2 separate regions of the Homo sapiens genome follow, and region 2 is linked to region 1. Evidence: read pairs that join two places in POLR2A ChIA-PET (ENCODE). Cell type or tissue: HCT116. All regions are shown on one strand.

Region 1 (2,500 bases):
AAGTATTTTAAGTGCTTTACACATAACAATGCTTAATTATTAATTATTATTATTATCATCCCCATTTTAGAGGTGAGGAAGTAGGCACACAGAGAGATCAAGAAGTATGCTGGAGCTCACACAGCTAGCAAGGGGCAGAGCCAAGGTTCGATGCTGGGCAATCCATGCCAGAGACTGTGTGCAGAGTCCCCCCAGTTTAGCAGCTCATATCCTTAGGAACCCTGGGTATTCATCAATTCATTCAACAAGAATGTATGGAGCTCTGCCGCAATAAACACCCAGTGCTAGATTCTGTAAAAAGTGCCAGCTGTTTCTTTCCACGTGCATATTTCCTTACCATTTTCCTGACAGCCCCAGACACCCTGATGTGTGATGCCTGCCGCTCACCTGGGAGCAGAAACGTTATTCTCAGGATGGTGACTGTTTTGATGCACTGGCCTTGGGAGGTCAGGGAAGCTATGACAGAGCAAAGGCTTTTCCGGAACATAGACAAAGTGCTGAAGCCACGATGCAGTGATCTAAGGCATAGTCAGCGTTGAGTAAGGCAGGGAGGGAGGCTGCTGGGCACTGTCATGACGCTGAGAGACTCGTCACTTAGCCATGAGGACGTCTCGCTTCTACTGAGGCTGTGGCTCTGCTGAAAGCCACATCGTGATTAACTAGAGAGGATGAGAATGCTGGGTGTACCCTCCCCCTCCCCCAACCTCACCCCCAAGAGCACCAGTCAGTTGTATTCAGCTGTGTAATTATCCTATCATAGTTTATTTCCTATCTTCCTGCAGAGGTGATTGGTGCAAGAAAATTAAGTATGTGGCATCTTGTCAGGAGACAGAAAATTTCATACTGATTATTTCATCTAAGGTTGGGAGAGGGAAGGAGGCTGCTCTGCTGCAGTGTGTTTCAGAGGAAGCAAGGGGCAGGCTGGAGCAGGCACCCACCTGCTGGGATGAACTCACCTGGCCCTGGCCCCCCCGCCCATCCCTGGGTATCTGTGGTCAGATCTGGCTCCTAGTTGCTGGGGGGGTGGATGAGACAAGGGCGGGGTGAGAAACTGTTAAGGTGAATTTGGCTACAGTTGGTAACAGTGCTCTCCTTCTACAGCCCCTGCTCCCCGGGCAGCAAGCCTGGGAGGAGAGAAACTGAGGTACAACTGAGGTTGTACCTCAGGCTTCTTTATCACATAAATCCTTCCCCTCCCCACCCCAGCAACCCAACACTGAGAAGAAACAGAGGAAGAAGAAAGAATACTTGATCAGGGCTCCCTGGCCCTTAGTAGGGAGGTAGTCACACACACATGACAGATGGCGATCTGTCACGGAGTCATGGGTGTCAAGTTGAAAAAAAGAAAAAGAATACACTCTACCCTACACTAAATGGAATGAAAGGGAAAATACGGAGTATGAACGACAGGCTGTTCCCTCAAGACAGCTCCATTATCTGGAGGCGAGTCCAGCGGACAGGAGAGGGCGCTGTTTCAGAGCTTCTTCCTCATTACTGATGTGTGCAGCCCTCAGAGGATGCCCATCTCAGCCATCTACTCACGACCTTGGCTGACAGCCCCTGGCATGACCGCTGGTGAGCCAGCCAACTGGGAATTTGAGGGAGCCTCACAACTCAGAGACAGGCTCTTGAGAAAAGGAGGGAGCATCCAGAACCCACTTTAAAGATACACAGAGGAGCCCTGGAGGTCTGCGCCTGCTTGGCTGGTGGCTCCGCTCTGAGGATCTGGGCCCATTCACTGCACTGACCACCTGCTCATCTACCGTTTGTGCCTACAGGCTAAAGGCTTAAGCAAGCTCCCAGTTGCACTCAGGCCTGGACAGGATTTCAGGAATGAGTGGCCCAGCGGGCATTTATTCCTATGCCCTGATCCAAACCTCCAGATGCCACCATTTGTTTAAATCAGCAAGGGATGGGAGACAGCCTCCACATGCCAGGCCAAAGGCACCAAGGACCTAGGCCCTGCTCACACAGAGCTTAAGGTCTCACAGAAGCACATGGACCTGAAACAAATAAATACAAAACTGTAAGTGATTCTATATGCCATGAAAAAGAAGAGCCAGGTGCCAAGGGGGGGGGGGTGGTACCAGGAGATCTAAGTTTGTTGGGGCTCAGAGGAAGCATCCAGACAGCTGTGCAGCTTTGGGGTCGCGGGGCGGGGGGGATGCTGAGGCTGGGGGAGGGAGAAGCTGTGCAGGAAGAAGCAGTCACACCTGCAAAGCACACAGCTTGGGGCACCAAGCGGACCCCAAACCAAGGTGGGTAGGAAGGGAGAGAGCGAAGCGAGAGGACAGGGCCTCAGCTAGGGCCCAATCAGATTTGACTTTTTCTGGGATTTCCCCAGGCCCCAGGTCTCCAGCTACCAAACAGAGCAGCCCAAGTTCTTTCTCAGGAGCTTTGCATATTATTTGCTTACAACTTCTCTTGCTTTCTCTCTCTCTCCTTTATGTTTCTTATTGCATTTATACTCACATGTTGTGGGAGTCTTTTTTTCCTGTCT
Region 2 (2,500 bases), 150 kb after region 1:
CCTCTTTAACATACGTAGTTGTTGAAACTGACGCGTGATTTTCCTGTCTCTTGTTCCAAGGGATGTTGGAGGAGGAAAGGCAGGTGTTAGCACAGCAATAATTACTTAGTGCAGATAGCAATTAAAGGTCCCCCTTGAGCCACATAGTGGCCCTCTGTTCACCACACAATTTCTGCTCCCCAGGAAACCCTGACGAGAAACTCATCAGAGGCAAAAGGCCGAGCCTGTCCTGCTTGTCCCCTGAGCCTCTGGGCTGAAATGATTCCTTTGGAGCTTGAAAGGCAGCCAAATGATGGGTTCAGGGTGGGAAACCCTTGACTTGTTCTCCCTGTCCCTGGGAATGCCTTGCCCTTCTCAGCCTGTTATTTAATTACCTGGGTAGCTACTTCATGAGGTCATGAAACACGCCCCCATCCAGTTCTCAGAACCCTCCCTCCCCATCCTGTGTGTGTATTGTGTCTGTGTACGCACAATCCACAAACCCACAGCAGTTTGAAAGCACAGGATGCTTTTTCTCCGATTGCTTGCCCTGCTAATGGAAGGAGAGACTGGGTCTCCCCAGTGAGCCATGTGCTGAATATATGCTGACCCCTTCCAAGGGAAGAGGGCCATGTGGAAGGCAGGCTCCGAGGTGTCGAGTGGGCTCCAGAGGCAATACACTCTGGACCCTTTGCATTCTTGGATGTGGCACTAGGCCAGTTAAAAGCTAAACTTTGAAGGAGGCCAACAGAGGAGCGAAGGGAGATAGGAGCCCGACTCTGTAATTCTAGGGACTTGGGGGTCTCCCCTTTGAACTAATTTAAAGAGACTGTTTTGTTGTTTCTTTTGAGTCAGACTGAATTGGAGGACACCCCTATTGAACTGCTTTGGGGTATGCTGTGGGGTTTTTGTTCAGATGGGGAAACTCTAGGATTCCTCCCTGATGCCTCAGAAATTTTATCTTTTAGATCTTGCAGATTGATTTGCATACTTTGACCTTGGGGCAGGGAAGTGGAGGGTGGTAAGGGGAATGACTTTTTCTTTTGGCCCTTCAAAATCGTAAATGTTTTTGCGTATTGTAGCCTGCGTAGTGCCAGCTACATCTAACTTCCTGTGATGTAATTGTTTCCTCACTAGCAAGAGAGGGAATTGGAAAGACTGTATTTTTTGTGGATTTGATGTGTACGTATCTTTAACCTTTCACCCCTTCCCATTTTTAATAGTTGTAGCTGGTTTTCTGGGGGCAGGGGGCTGGGAGGTAGAACAGGAAGGGAGGCATCCTCCCCTTTTTGTCATATTGAGCTAAAGAATGCTAACTGATGGTGGTAGCTTTATAGCAGCGACTCCCATTGTTGAGCAAGATGGAATTTGTGAAAGCCATTTATATCCTCCGTCTAGTAGGCGTCACTTAGCCAGGGCTATAATTAGTGGCCATGCGCTATTTATTGTGTGTTTGGTGGTGAGAACCCTGGGAGCTGAGCCAAGCATCCTGCCCTGGCACAGCCAGACAGGGTGCCCGGAGAGACCGGAAGGCCTCTACCAGGATCGGGGTTAGGTTGTTACCCTTAGAATCAGACCTGGAGAGACAAGAGTTGCTTCTCCAAGTCAGTCTTTGAGCCTGGGATGCTCTCCTTAGAAAAATGTATGTGCCCAATAAAAATGTGCACAATTTCAAGGATTTTCCAATGCCCTCTTGGAACCATCAGTGGAACCTAGGTTAAGATGGCATCCCCAGGAAGGGACTGCTCCAGGTCCATCGCCTCCAGAGGCAGAATCTGCAAGTATCTTGGGAACTGTAAAGCTTCTGTGTGCTTATGTCTCTTGTGACAATAGCTGCTGTAAACTGTAAAGGTCCTACTTGGGGATAGTCTTTGCTGGGACCCCAAAAGCTCTATCCTCACCAGTGGGGATTAAAGACTGGCAGAAGTGTAGTGTAGGGCCGTGGCTCTTAGGCAGGCACAACAGTTTCATATCTAGGTTACTCCAGTGTTTGATTCTTGTGTTTTGCCATTGCCCTTAGATTCTAATCCCAACTCACTCCCACCATCTTTTCTTCCTTCCAGACTGTGTCAGGGAAAAGGGAGGCAAGGTCCTGGTCCACTGTGAGGCTGGGATCTCCCGTTCACCCACCATCTGCATGGCTTACCTTATGAAGACCAAGCAGTTCCGCCTGAAGGAGGCCTTCGATTACATCAAGCAGAGGAGGAGCATGGTCTCGCCCAACTTTGGCTTCATGGGCCAGCTCCTGCAGTACGAATCTGAGATCCTGCCCTCCACGCCCAACCCCCAGCCTCCCTCCTGCCAAGGGGAGGCAGCAGGCTCTTCACTGATAGGCCATTTGCAGACACTGAGCCCTGACATGCAGGGTGCCTACTGCACATTCCCTGCCTCGGTGCTGGCACCGGTGCCTACCCACTCAACAGTCTCAGAGCTCAGCAGAAGCCCTGTGGCAACGGCCACATCCTGCTAAAACTGGGATGGAGGAATCGGCCCAGCCCCAAGAGCAACTGTGATTTTTGTT

Evidence for each region. ChIA-PET counts read pairs that join two places held together with the same protein. Peaks named below come from ENCODE experiments on the same cell type or tissue, not always from the same donor. Only the 100,000 strongest peaks of a DNase experiment are listed, where the experiment ranks them.
Region 2: POLR2A ChIA-PET joins it to region 1 with 15 read pairs; 19 of 35 experiments call an interaction of 5 or more read pairs at or near these places.

What each region holds. Positions count from the first base shown.
Region 1 is chr10:110,353,029-110,355,528 of GRCh38, forward strand. No RefSeq gene overlaps it. Among named protein-coding and RNA genes, the nearest start is that of SMNDC1, 49 kb to the left of the region's middle. RefSeq lists enhancers at 1,520-1,609, 2,440-2,489. In HCT116, a CTCF peak has its summit at 1,465 (motif pointing right); DNase peaks (open chromatin) are centred at 543 and 1,463; H3K4me3 peaks cover 1,500 bases; H3K27ac peaks cover 701 bases.
Region 2 is chr10:110,507,978-110,510,477 of GRCh38, forward strand. DUSP5 (dual specificity phosphatase 5) reads left to right here. Exons shown (of 4, transcript NM_004419.4): 4 at 2,043-2,500. The coding sequence ends at 2,449. Among named protein-coding and RNA genes, the nearest start is that of DUSP5, 11 kb to the left of the region's middle. In HCT116, no CTCF peak of the experiment used is centred here; no DNase peak of the experiment used is centred here.